2 separate regions of the Mus musculus genome follow, and region 2 is linked to region 1. Evidence: chromatin contacts called from ENCODE Hi-C or POLR2A ChIA-PET data. All regions are on one chromosome and are shown on one strand. Each heading gives the region's core, a stretch centred on a gene start or an enhancer-like site at or near the end of the contact. The rest is flanking DNA. Distances are from core to core; before and after follow the strand shown.

Evidence for each region. A loop is a pair of places that touch in the nucleus more often than their neighbours do. ChIA-PET counts read pairs that join two places held with the same protein, here RNA polymerase II (POLR2A).
Region 2: a loop to region 1 is called in a map of regulatory T cell, with 2.6 times the contacts of the local background. The contact joins the promoter of Ano8 here to the promoter of Pik3r2 in region 1. A Hi-C loop is called at or near these places in 1 of 37 maps with a recorded cell type or tissue (regulatory T cell). POLR2A ChIA-PET finds 5 or more read pairs at or near these places in 1 of 5 experiments (Patski).

Annotation. Positions count from the first base shown.
Region 1 is chr8:70,772,518-70,779,208 of GRCm38, reverse strand. It overlaps Pik3r2 (phosphoinositide-3-kinase regulatory subunit 2), which reads left to right and starts at 2,497. Exons shown (of 16, transcript NM_008841.3): 1 at 2,497-2,602; 2 at 3,857-4,553; 3 at 6,514-6,606. The coding sequence starts at 4,232. 2010320M18Rik (RIKEN cDNA 2010320M18 gene) reads right to left here and starts at 2,347. Exons shown (of 1, transcript NR_029440.1): 1 at 1,603-2,347. It overlaps Mast3 (microtubule associated serine/threonine kinase 3), which reads left to right. Exons shown (of 26, transcript NM_199308.2): 26 at 1-1,092.
Region 2 is chr8:71,483,178-71,489,868 of GRCm38, reverse strand. It overlaps Ano8 (anoctamin 8), which reads left to right and starts at 3,802. Exons shown (of 17, transcript NM_001164679.1): 1 at 3,802-4,115; 2 at 4,759-4,869; 3 at 4,988-5,120; 4 at 5,297-5,435; 5 at 5,505-5,601; 6 at 6,305-6,421; 7 at 6,502-6,629. The coding sequence starts at 4,010. Gtpbp3 (GTP binding protein 3) reads right to left here and starts at 1,141. Exons shown (of 9, transcript NM_032544.4): 1 at 1,029-1,141; 2 at 551-798; 3 at 355-441. The coding sequence starts at 1,081.

The sequences.
Region 1 (6,691 bases), core at 1,248-3,747:
GACTCGGCTGTCTTGTCCTTGGCCCCTGGAGCACAGCCTACAGACCCTGTTCTCTGGGTCAAGGCAAAGCACTTTGGGCAACTTCTGTGTTTTCTAGTTTGTCCTTTCCGTGTGTGTGTGTGTGTGTGTGTGTGTGTGTGTGTGTGTGTGTGTGTGTGTGTGTGTATGTGTATGTCCATCCCATTCCCAACCCAAGACCCACTTGAAGGCACACAAAAGCTGGTCCCTACTGAGTTTTGACAGAATTTGGAAGCTGCACCCTAAAGCAGGCGGATCACCAATTCTGTGGCAGGCTATACTCTGAAGACTACCTTCTGTGTCTGAATAGCTCTCCTCAGACTGTCCTTACTCCACTCTGCCTGTGATCCTGCATGCTTCAGTTTAGGGGAAGTATGGGAACAAAGGACTTGGGGGATGAGGAATGCTCTGGTTTGAGGCAGAATAGCCCATATACCTTGCAGGAAGTAACTGACAGACCTAAGGGCCATCAAGGTGGGGAAGGTGTCCACTGCAGGGTGGGACAAAGCACTTGTCCCAAGTGAGGACCATGCCTGACCACCAACCCCTGCACCACAAAGTCTATGCCCATGTGCACGAGGCCCAGCATGGTGAGTGCCAGAGGACCGAGTGTGGACCCCAGCTATGCTGTGTAATTCTAGAGGAGTGTCTTTCCCATTCTGTGCCTCTTTACAGGACTAACCCCAGTGACTTGCACACTTCATGTGCACTGAGCACACCTGAATTCCCCCCAGCTTTGTGTGATCCAAGAAGCTGAGGTTCCTAAGGCCAGAGGCATGTCCCACAATGGTCCAGTAAGAGTGGCAGCCCAGGACAGGCTCTCCTAGCCCTACTGTGAGCATGGCCATGGGGGAGCCCAGACTCCCATGCTGTGTGATCTAGCAGCCATGTAGTAGGTTGCCAGTGGTGCAGCTCTACACACTCCACGAGGGGAATTCGCAGGCACTCAAACCCTCTGCACCTCCCTGACTCGCAGCCAGTACCTTCTGCTGGAAGGGAGACCAAGGCTGTGCATGAGTAGCCCTCTACCCATCTTGGAGCTGGCATCAAATAAAGTCCCATGAAGACATCTGATACTGGTGTGTGCATTTGTGAGTGGCTGGGGGTAGGGAAAAACTGATGGCTCGATATCATCTAAGTGAGTTTTGTTGGCTGTATAGGGGTTTGGTTAAACACTTAATCCAAGCCAGCCTGCATCCCAGCTACCTAGCAGGCTGGGATCCTGGCTAGGGCAATAGGGCAAAATCTCATCTCTAAAATGAAGTGTTTCCAGGCATGGCTGTATACACATGTAATCCTAACACTTGGAGGTGGGGGCGTGGGGAGGCACGAAGCAGAAGGATCATGAGTTCAGATACAGCCTGGGCTAATAACAAGACCCTGTTTCAAATAATAAAGCCAAAGGAATCAATGATTAAAAGCACTGGCTGCTCTTCTAGAGGACCCAGGTTGTATTCCCAGCACCTACATGGCAGCTCACAGCCGTAACTCAAGTTCTAGAGCATCCGATGTCTCTTCTAACTTCCACAGACACCAGGTACTCACAAGGCGCACAGTTGAACATGAAGAAAAACACAAAATCTTAAAAAGGAAAAATCCAAAACGCTGGGCGTCATAGCTCTTGCTTTTAATTCCAGTCGGGTTATACGCGGCTGTAATTTACTGAACCTGGATCCTGTGCAAGAGCAGTGAGCATGCTTAACTGCCGAACTCTCGCTGCAACCCCTCCGTCCCAATTTTCTACCCTAGTCTTTGCGGTGAGCTAAAATAGATAAATGAATCCCTCGGAAATCAGCCGAACAAGCTCGGCAACTTCTGGTTCTCTCCGTCTCGCCAGAGTCTGTCCGTATTTCCGGAAACAATCTCGCTTCCGGACGCTGATAAGCCGCATTCTCGCGCGTGTTGGGCCGGAGACACTTCGGCTGTTTCCGGACGCCTAGGGTTGTCATGGCAGTGCCTTCGCCTTCCATTCCTTCCACCAGCGGCTCTCCATTGAGGGTACAGCTGCCGAGCTCGTCCAGTGGACCTTCGGCAATTTCCGGAAGCTATCGGCGGCCTCCGAGTCAACTCCCAAGGCCTGGAGTTGAGGTCGTTCGGTTCCTCCCAGACACATTCCGCGGTCTGGCAGGTTCACGACTTCGTAAAAAACACAAACAAACCCCTGTTATGGCACGTTCTGCTGCTTCCGGAATGGCTCGGGTATCTCAGAGTCCCAAGTCCACCGAGCCCAGCTTCGGACCGAATGCGTTCCCGACCCTTCCGCTTTCTAGTGTTTTCGTGAGCCTCCGACGGCCGTGCTCGGCTGTCTCCGACCAGCCTCGGCTGTCTCGTGGCAAAGCCCAGCCTCCCATTCCCGCGGGAGCACACTCGGCAGCTTCCGGAGGCTTGCCCGCGTGCCTCGGTCTTCGGGCTCCGCCTCGTGTGGGGGGAAAGGCCCGCCCTCCCGACCCGAGTGCGCTCGGCTATTTCCGCCTGGGGGCGGGCCCGAAGGCTTGGAACCGCGGCGACGGTGGCTGACGCAGGGATCCCGCGGCTGCGGCGACGGCGGCGGCGGTCGTGGTGGTGGCGACGGCGGCCGGAGTGGGTGAGTCGATGGTGGTGGGGAGGACCCGAGGAGAGAAGGAGCCGCACAAAACCGGGCTCCGAGCTGAGCGTGGGGCTGTGCAGCCTGCGGGGTAGAGACAGGGTCTCTAAGGCCGGGAGGTCCCCGCCCGCAACGGGGCGGAGAGCGGGACACGACCCCGGATCCGGCCACTTCCGTCGTCCAGGGGTCTTCGGGGTGCACGAGGGTCTAGGGGCCCGTCTGTGTGAGCACACAGACTATGCGTGCATCGTAGGCCCCTCCTTTTGCATTGGGGGTTCCGCGATACCCTCCCCCCATGGTGTGCAGACGTGCTCGGCACGGGGGCGGGCAGACGGGTGGCTTTCTTAGGAGAGGCCTCTCCGACCCTCAGTTTCCCTACCTATAACATGCAGGCCACAAGAGGCCGGACAGTGAGTCACACCGGATACCCTGGACCACAAAGCCTTAAGTCCCTCTAGGACACCTGCACCGGGTCCCCGAGATCTGGGGATGAAGCCCAGACCCTCCCCTTGGCACGCTAAACGCCTTTTTCATGGCTTCTTTCTGAAAGCCTCTGCATCCTAGACAGGCGTCTTCCACCATCGGGCCTTTGCAGGAACCGGTCTGTCTATGCATTGCCCTGTCCCTATACGAGGACCTGTCAGCCTTGCTCCCCCAGGAGGATGCACAGAAGACCCAACTGCAGGCTGGAATGGGGACCCAGGCTAGGACCCAATGTGGGGTGTCCAGCTCCTGTCCCCATCCTACTGTGGCACTAAGGTGACCATGGTTCTTCTTGACACCTCCCCTCTCTTGCATCACCAGAGAGCCCCAGGCTAAGGCAAGCTGGGGACACCCCTGCACCCTGTCTCAACCTCCCCTGCAGGAACCAAGGCTTCTGTTTCCTTGGATGCCCACCCAGGCCACAGCTCTTGATAGGCCATGTCCACTGCTCAGGTGTTCAACCCCTTCTTGGGGTTCCCCAATAACCCCAAGTCTAACTGGCCATGTGGTCACTGTCTTTGTTCCTGCCTTGAACTTGGGTGCATCTGTGGTTGGCTTCCTCCTGATGAGTGGGGTTCTTCAGAGAGCTCTGAACTTCAGTTCCCACAACCCTAGTGGGGACAGCAAAGCATTCAGCTCCCAGCACCCCGAAGAAAGGCTGTCAGTGTGGCCTCTCGGATGGGGAGACTAATCAGTAGTGGGACAGGGGCCAGCCCCAAGGTCACTGGGGGATTCTGTCCTGGCTCACTCCGCCTTGTCCATGTCCTTTAGGCTGGTGTTCCCGGCTGAGCATGGTAGCAGCCTGTGGTCTGGGTCCCTTCGTCTGGTGTCAGGCACATCTTGAAGAGCCAGTAAGCCTGGGCACCCACAGCCCAGCTAATGAAGGAGTGATCCACCTATCCCAGCTTGACCATCTGATGGGTGACACAAGCCAAATAATTTGAGAAAACACCAGGAACATCATTGCACAGGTGACTAAATGGTGGCCTCTGTGACAGATGGCCATCTAGGCATGTGCGGCCCCCGAGGTCGCCTGTGACTTCTGGAAGTAGAGGTCTACAAGCCCACCACACAGGCCGCACCAGCCCATGGGGTCCCTAGAGCCCCGGGGAGCCAGCTGACGGTCCAGAACCCCCCAGGCCAGCCATGGCAGGAGCCGAGGGCTTCCAGTACAGGGCTGTGTACCCATTCCGCCGGGAGCGGCCTGAAGACCTGGAGCTGCTCCCTGGGGACCTCCTGGTGGTGAGCCGGGTGGCCCTACAGGCACTTGGTGTGGCTGATGGAGGAGAGCGCTGCCCACACAATGTGGGCTGGATGCCTGGCTTCAACGAGCGCACCCGACAGCGAGGGGACTTCCCCGGGACATACGTGGAGTTCCTAGGACCCGTGGCTCTGGCTCGACCAGGCCCTCGCCCACGGGGGCCCCGTCCGTTGCCCGCCAGGCCCTTGGATGGATCTTCTGAGTCAGGTGAGCAGACACCGTGGAGAAGGAATGAGTCCACTCAGACTGTTCTGTGGTCTCTTTTCTCTGGTGAATGTAGGGTACTTGTGTTGGGACGCTGCTGTCAGTGAGCTCACCCCTGGAGCCAGGTCCTGGTCAGGCTTCTTATTCAGGAAGTGAGAATGTGTCACTCTGGTGACCAGAGTGGTGAGGAGTTGAGGGCTTAGGCCCTCCAGGCACAGAGCACAACTCCTGCAAAGGCCCCTATGTGAGCTTCTAACCTTGTTCTTACTGAGCCATAATGCCAGAAAAGGTGGGATGTCTGGCCTTAGTGTGCTGCAGAGTGGGAGGCAAGGACCCCACAAACCTGTTGAAGACAATCAGGCAGCCGGAAGTGGAGGTGCATGCCAGTAATCCCAGCATTGAGAAGGCTGAGGCAGGAGGATCACAGAATGTTCTAAGACTAGCTATGTGGCTTCGATGTCTAATGCAGACAGTTACATGGCTGTAGCCCCTCACTTGGGGTGGGTGGATCTGCAGCACAGCTGAGGCCTGGGAGGTTGGCTCAGGCCACGCAGCATCTGGCGTCCCCAGAGCCCAGGCCTGGCCCTGAGAGCTGCAGGGCCCCAGCCCATCCGGGCTCACAGCCAGAGCCTGTGGCTGCCCCAGTAACAGCCGCCTCCCTCCCCAGGCTGGCCAAGGTCCAGCCATCTCAAATGCCCCGCCTCACCCTCAAACCTTCAGGACTGAGGGCGGCCCTCTGCAGGCTCAGTTTCCCCACCAGCAAAGGCCGCACCTCCGAGTCCTGAAGAACCACCTGGAACCACTCAGCCAGCTCCTCCTGCATCTCGAAGGGGGTGAGGCTTTTACCAGTGGGGCCTCCGTTTGGCATTGGGGTCCCTGGCTGTTGTATCCGCCCTCCCCTGCTGGCAGGGTGCTGCCCACCTCCTCTCCTCTCCTACAGGTTTGGGGAGGTTGTTTCTTTTTCTTTCTTTTTTTTTTTTCCATACAGCTGGGCCAGCTCCACTCAGAGAGGCCCCGCAGGCCCTGGCTTGCCTCTCCTGCATGCCAGGGCATCCCTGCCGAGGGCCAGAGCCAACCCAGATGGTAGGGGCAGGCAGAGCCTTGCCAAGGCCAGCCAGACACCTGTGCACAAAAGGCCCTACATGGGAACCAGGCACTACTGGAAGGGGGCTGGGCCTGGAAGCTGCGGTGGGGGAGGGTGGAAGCCAGGTGTGGGGATGCCTGTAATCCCAACCAGAAAATTGCTTTGGGTTTGAGGCCACTAGGGCTACATAGTAGGTCTCTGATTCAAAGCCAAACAAAAGAGCATCAGACTTGGTGGCCCAGGCCTTTAAGCCCAGCACTCTAGGAGGCAGAGGCAGGAGGATCTTTGGGAGTTCCAGGCCAGCCTGATCTATATACTGAGACCCTGTCTCAAAATAAAATCTAAAACAAAAAGATACTCCAGTCTGGCAATTTTCTTTGAAGTGTAAAGCCCAGAGTGGTGATCCCTGAGGTCGGGGCTGCACAGCTGACCGTAGTAGAGCCAACGCCTGTGTGAGCTTTGCTCGCTGCCTCATGAGTCATCTCGAGACCTCATAGGTGCAGCCGCATGTTTGTAGAGGCCAGGCGTCTGAAGTGAAGAGGGCTGGTGTGGGCTTCTCTGGCGGTTCCAGTTGAATACAGAAGCCGTCTGCACTGTCACCTCTTTTGCTTTTGGAGACAGGTTCTGTATAACACAGGCCTCCTGCCTTCATCCCCAGAGTGCTGGAGTGATGGCTGTCCACTCCCACACCTTGCACTGAGCTCTTACCGTCCTTCGTGTCCTCCACTATCCCTGGGCTTGCAGATTCCTTGTGGTAAACTTCGGAAATAACTCCCACTGACACAGCGCTCCCTGTGCCCTGGGTTCCCAAGCTGGGCGGCTGCACAGTCTTGCAGGCATAGAGGGCATGAGTGTTCACGCCCTGCCCCTTCCTTCCAGGCCACATACTCCCAGACCTGGCAGAGCAGTTCTCCCCACCTGACCCTGCTCCCCCGATTCTGGTGAAGCTGGTGGAAGCCATTGAGCAAGCAGGTGAGGTCCAGCCTGAGTGTGTGGGGGGGGGGCGGGGGGGGGCGGGGCTCCAGCCTGGTCTTTTCATGGACAGAGGCAGAGCTGG
Region 2 (6,691 bases), core at 2,553-5,052, 710 kb before region 1:
GCTGGTACATCGTACCAGCTACTCATCAACTCCCTAAATAGGACTTAGCACTTCCTCCAAACAACTACCACCAAACATGCACTTGAGTCTGAGCTTTCCTCAAAGTCCTCCCCATGCTGAAGTCTCTGCGTGTGTGTGTGACACCAGGAAGTCAAAAGACAGCCTGCAGGAATCAATTCTCACCTTTCACCACTCGGGTTCACATTTGGCAACAATCACCTTTACTGGCAGAGTCATCTAGAAGGCCTGGGTTAATATGATACATCTCTTCTCCCAAATGACAATGTGTTTTGCAGTCTATCTCCAATACCTTTTAGTCTCCCCCAGGAACAGTGCCACTCAACAGAGCCTCACCCAATGCCTGCAAGACACCGCTGACCACCGCAGGACCTCCGTGTACGTGAAACTCCACGCAATCCTCACCCGTGAAACTCTGGGGTCCTTGTATGGAAAAAAGCAGAGTTAGGGGATGGGCACGACCCGGGCTGACTCCTGGAGGGGACTGAGACCCGGACACGAGCGCCGTGGGCTCCCGGATCCGGCCCCTCACCTGGGAACCAGAGGACGAGTGAGCGGTCCAGTGGCTCCCCGGAGCACGGGTGGCGGAGAAGGCGCAGGCAGGCTCTGCGGGCAGGAGGCGGCTCCTGGAGCGCCGTGAGGCTGCGGAGCGCGAGCCCGCTAGCTGGACCGCTGGTGCGGATCACTGCGATGGCGCAGCGTCCCTGGCCGGAGCTGAGTGCGAAGATGGTGCTGCTGGGGACTAAGGACTCTGCACTGGTGCTGCAGCGTGCGCACAGCCTGGAGATCGGAAAGGAAACGAGTAAGCGCATCCAGAAACCCGAGCCTCGGGGTGAACATGGACGGAGGGATGGTCGCCCGTTGATGCCCAAGCTGTACGAGCGGTGGCCAGGCGATGGGCTTGGAAAGACACGGCAGCTGCGGGAGGAGGAACGGGGTCTGGAACTTCAGGGGCAAACCTGGGTCCTAAAGCAACGTCTAGCGCGTGACAGCGGGTCCGTGCCACTCACCTGAGGGGCGCCCACGCCGCCTGGGTCACCAGGGCGCTCAGCCCACGCCACATGGATTTCCAATTTTGCAAGCACCTTGGCCGACACTCCCGCAGGGCTTCAAGTTCGGGAAGAAAGTCCTGCCCCTTTGCGGTGTGACTTAGCGGTACGACTCTCAACTACCATTGGATCGCCTATAGGAGGTCCCGCCCTCTATCTATAGATTTTGATTCCTATTGGCTGATCCAAGGGAAACGAAGTTGGGATGCGGGTGTGTACAACGCAAGAGTGTCCCGCGGAAACACAGAGCAAAGTTTTCGGTTCCTAGAGCAACAGGTATCTGACACAATAGTGGGAGGAAGAAAATGCAGGATATATCTCAGCGGTGGTTCGAGCCCTTCTTTTCCTTGTGCCCATTCCGTAGTCTTAGAGAAGCTAAGAAGCTATGTGTGCGCTCCGACTGTAAAGTCCATGAAAGGCAGCGCAGAAGGCACTTGCTGCCAAACTTGACAATCTGAGTTCTATCCCCGGGATCAGCTTAGTGAAGGAGACCAGACTTGTGCAAGTTGTCCTTTCACCATCACGAGGGAGGTGGGGTCGGGGTATTCTACACCCAGTTAGAGACAGAAAACTCAAAGCATCTTAGTGACTGCAGGGGATGAGTTCCGGGAGAAGCCACGCCCTAGGTCAGGGAAAATCTGGTCCAAACTTCTGGGAAGTTTCTTCCTGGCCCTTCTTGTGTCTCTTCACTGATCCCCGCTACCCCATCTTTGCCAGCTGCAGCTCCTGGGCAAGTATCTTTAGCCAGGCGCCATCCCCAGGCAAGGAAGCCTTTCTGGCGGTTCCAGCCCAGCTCCAGCCCTGGCTTCCCCGCCCTCTTCGGGGTCCCGGTTGGCCGCAGGTCCGATGTGTGTTCCGGGATAGGCATCCTGGGGCCTCCAGTTAACTTCGGGTTAACCCGGGACAGCACTGAACTGCGGGGTGAAGGAGCAGGCTCGAATACCAGGTTCTGGGCGGGCGGGGCTTCGCGAGCGCCCTCGCACTGCCAATTCTCTGGTTCTCGACTTGTGCGGGCGGGCGCTCTTTAGTTAGTGCTGCCGGGTACAGTATAGTCTCAAAGCCCTCAGGTTCCCATCTGCCCTACTTTCAGTCTGTGAAACAGGGACAGTGACGTTGTCCATCTCCTGTGGTCCCATCTTTTTTGTTTGTTTGTGTGTTTGTTTTTGTTTTGTTTTTTTCGAGACAGGGTTTCTCTGTGTAGCCCTGGCTGTCCTGGAACTCACTCTGTAGACCAGGCTGGCCTGGAACTCAGAAATCCGCCTGCCTCTGCCTCCCAAGTGCTGGGATTAAAAGCGTGCGCCACCAGTGCCCGGCCCCCGTGGTTCCATCTTAACACGTTTAGAGCAAGTGCTCATTACCTACTAAGTGCTCACAGGACTTCAGGGTGGGCCACTCTGAAGTGGGAAAACATGGGAGATCAGGGCTGTGGGTTTTGGTGCTTGCTTCTAAGTCTGACGACCTGAGTTCAATCCCCTGGACCCACATGGTGGAAAGAATCAGTTTCCACAGGTGTCCGTCCTCTCACCTCCATACACTCGCCAAAGCGCTCCTGCCCACAACAAACAAACATTCTTTAAAAATCTGGTATCAGGCTTAGCTTTGTGGTTGAGCATTTCCCAGCAAGCTGGACTTTTGACAGCCTCCCTTCCCACCTAGGATCACCCAGAACATAAAAGTTTCAGACAAACAACATTTCTTTGTGTAGTTGTCAGAACATACCAGTATATCTGAAATTCATTTAATCAGTGGCTTTATTTTTTGAGGCCTATTTGTTATTTAACGATGTGTAAGCTTTGGTGTCGGGCATATTTAGCATCCCCTGGCTCTGGAGTTACTGGCAAGTGTAGGTGCAGGAACCGAACCCTGGTCCTCGAGAAGAGCTACAAGTGTTATTAACCGCGGGGACATCTCAACAGCTTGGCCCACCCTTTTTTGACACAGTGTCTTGGAAGCCCGGGGTGATCATGAACTTGCTATGTGGCCTCTGAGGATGCCTTTGAAATCCCGATCTTTCTGCCTCTTGAGTGCAGGGCTGGTAGCTCCGTGCTGGGCCAGCGATCTACTGATTGAGTCACACCAGTCGTGCCCTTTAGCGGGACTCTTTTATTCCATTTATCTGTGTGTGCGAGGTGACGCTTGTCCGCATTGGTGTACAACTTGTGGCAACACCTTTATATGCAGTGAGTGCCTCAAGATTGTGTTTATTTGATAAATTTGGCACCTGAATCCTTATCCTTTTATGGAAGCTGTATTGTAGTAATAAGGGTTGTGTGGGAGCAGAGGGCAGTAATATGTTTTCAGAACCTGAACTGTATGTGCAAAGGCCCTGGGGGCAGGCAGGACCTGCTATAATTACTTACATTCCAGTTGGGGTACTTGAGGTATTGTTCTCAGGTATGTCACTCAGCCAGGTCCTCCCTCTCGCACCCGGCTCAGAATCCACCCCTTTGACCTCAATACTTTGTAGATGGGTAAACAGACTGAAGGGCTGAGGGTGGAAGAAAGTTCTTCTCAGTGTCGGCCTGAACAAGCACGGTAGATCCAAGTGGGCGGGCAAGAAGGAAGCGTACAAAAAAAGAAAGAAAGGAAGGAAGGAAGGAAGGAAGGAAGGGAGGAAGGAAGGAAGAAAGAAAGAGAGAAAGAAAGAAGAAAAGGAAAAACACTCGGGCGGGGACCGGAAGCAGAGATGAGGCGGGGGTGGGAGTGGGGGTGGGACTGAGTGACTGAGAGTGACCGCGCTGAGACTAGGAAGAAGAATTGAGGTTTGGCTTGGGCGGGGACGACAAGCAAGTGGAGCGCAGGGACGGCGGGCTGCGCGGGCGGGCGAGAGAGGCCTTTGTCTCCTCCTCCGGCGCGCTCGGTGGTGCCACTCCGGTCCTCATGAGCCCGTGGCCCCCCAGCGCCCGGGCGTCCCGCGGCCCCTAACCTGCCCTGTCCTCGCCATGGCCGAGGCGGCTTCGGGCGCCGGGGACGTGACCCTGGAGGGGGAGCGGGGCAAGAGGCCCCCTCCCGAGGGCGAGCCTGCGGCGCCTGCGTCTGGAGTACTGGGTATGTTTGCTGCGGGTGGCACCGAGACAGGTGTACAGGGTGCAGGCAGGGGCTGCAGGAGACGCCGTTCAGGGTCACACACCCTAGCGTGTGGCCCAGAGGCTGCTCCTCGTAGTGCTGCAGCTGCGGCGCAGGGCGCGGGGTTGGTCAATGGGTCTGCACCGGGGGTCCCCAGTGCAGGAACGTGGACACGCCCCTCTGATGGCCCCAGCCTGGCCCGTGTGAGCCTCGCCACCTGGAGACTCCCAGCACAGGGAAACAGGGCGATTAGGGTCCTGGGTTCAAATCCCATATTGGCTGGGTGACCTTGAGCTCGTGGATAGTCTCTGGGCCTCAGTTTGGTGACCTGTGAAATGGGAGGAAGGACTGCACTCTGCGCCTGCTTTAAGGACCGTTCTTTCATACCAAGAAGCACTCAAGGCAGCTTGTGGGCACCCCACCAATTGTGGTTTGGGAGGCAGGGTTGGGCCTCAACCATGAGTAAGATTCTTAAGGCAGGACCTAGGGGGAAGGGCCTGGCTGATGCAGGAGAGAAGAGAGCAAGCCCAGGCTATGGGTGCCTAGCCCTTGAGAGCTCTAATGAGGGCCGAGTCAGTCCCTGAAGGGGCCTGATCTCAGCCCAGCCTGCCACGCTGCCCCATAGATAAACTATTTGGGAAGAGGCTCCTGCAGGCTGGCCGCTACCTGGTGTCCCACAAGGCATGGATGAAGACAGTGCCCACTGAGGACTGCGACGTGCTCATGACCTTCCCAGGTATCCACACCTGTCTGCCATGGGCCCGGATGCTGCCTTTACCGCCTCGGTGGAAATGTGGAGGCCCTTGTGGGCACCTCTCGAGGCAAGACCCATTGGCCCCTATGCCCCTTGGCAGACACCACTGATGACCACACGCTGCTGTGGCTGCTGAATCACATCCGGGTGGGCATTCCCGAGCTGATCGTGCAAGTTCGCCACCACCGCCACACGCGTGCCTATGCCTTCTTTGTCACCGCCACATACGAGAGGCGAGTCCCCTGCCTCTACCTCCCTCTGGCCCTGTCACCCGGCTCCTTGCCCCTCTGAAGACCAACTGTGCTAACTATTCGTTTGTCCTAAGATGTGGCTCTCGCACAGTCCTTAGCTTGGGAATGGTAAGCCAGGAGTCCCATGGTGAGCCCACTATGCCCTGTCCTGCCCGCAGCCTGCTCCGTGGGGCCGATGAGCTGGGTCTGCGCAAGGCCGTGAAGGCCGAATTTGGAGGGGGCACCCGCAGCTTCTCCTGCGAAGAGGACTTCATCTACGAGAATGTGGAGAGCGAGCTACGCTTCTTCACATCGCAGGTGACCGCCCTGCGCCCATGTCTCTGCGCCTACAGCCCTCGTACCTAGCTCACACTCATCTCCCCACAGGAGCGGCAGAGCATCATTCGCTTCTGGTTGCAGAACCTTCGAGCCAAGCAGGGGGAGGCTCTGCACAACGTGCGCTTCTTGGAGGACCAGCCAATCAGTGAGCAGGGCGAGCCCGCCATCCAATCACTTGCAGAGAGCTGGGCGTGTCTGTTAGAAAATGGGTGCAAAGGGCGTGGCTTAATGGCAACCAATCAGTGGCTAGGAAAAATTTGAGCGCCCAATGAACCCAGAGAGTGTAGCCTCTTTCTGATACCTAGTGCAAGCATGGGTGAGGTGGTCCAGGCCAGGCTTTTACATAGGTCTCTGAGAAGGTGTGGGCAGGACCATGGACAGCACCCATGGGCTAGGTGGTGAGGCATACTGGGAAACCAGGTCTCACAAGTTCAGTCTCTACAACAACCTGTGTCATTCCTTAGACATTTAGATCCAGAAAGGGAGGGGGCTGTTAAACTCTAAAATACACTTGGTAGGTAGGTGGGGACATGCCTGTGATTTTCCAGTCACAATCTGTTAGTTCAAGACCAGCCTGGGCTACATAGAAAGACTCCCAACCATCCCTGCCCTTCTCAAATTCATCTCCAGAGAATGTGGGTTACCACACCCAGCTTATGCCATACTGGGGATGGAACCCAGGGCTTTGAGCATGCTAAGCAAAGCAATCTACCAACCAAGTCACATTCCCAGTCTTTGATGGGCTTAAGAGAAGACAGAAAAACTATGACTTTGGTTCCAGCCAAGGTTTGTTGCCAACTCTGGTCAGATAGTACAGGGCCAGGGATCACTCACTCCTCCTCCTGCAGTTCCGGAGCTGGCTGCACGAGGCATCATACAGCAGGTGTTTCCAGTTCACGAGCAGCGTATTCTGAATCGTCTCATGAAGTCCTGGGTGCAGGCCGTGTGTGAAAACCAGCCTTTAGGTGTGGCTTTGTGGCTGAGGAGTGGGCTGGGGTTCCAGGAGACACTTAGAGGTGACCCAGACTCCCTTTTCTCCTGGCAGATGATATCTGTGACTATTTTGGGGTGAAGATTGCCATGTATTTTGCCTGGCTGGGCTTCTACACATCGGCAATGGTTTATCCTGCAGTTTTTGGCTCTGTTCTGTATACATTCACTGAGGCTGATCAGGTACTAGGAAGCGCTGGGCCAGGACTGTGGGTGGCCTAGGAGACCTTCCTCCATAATCTGGC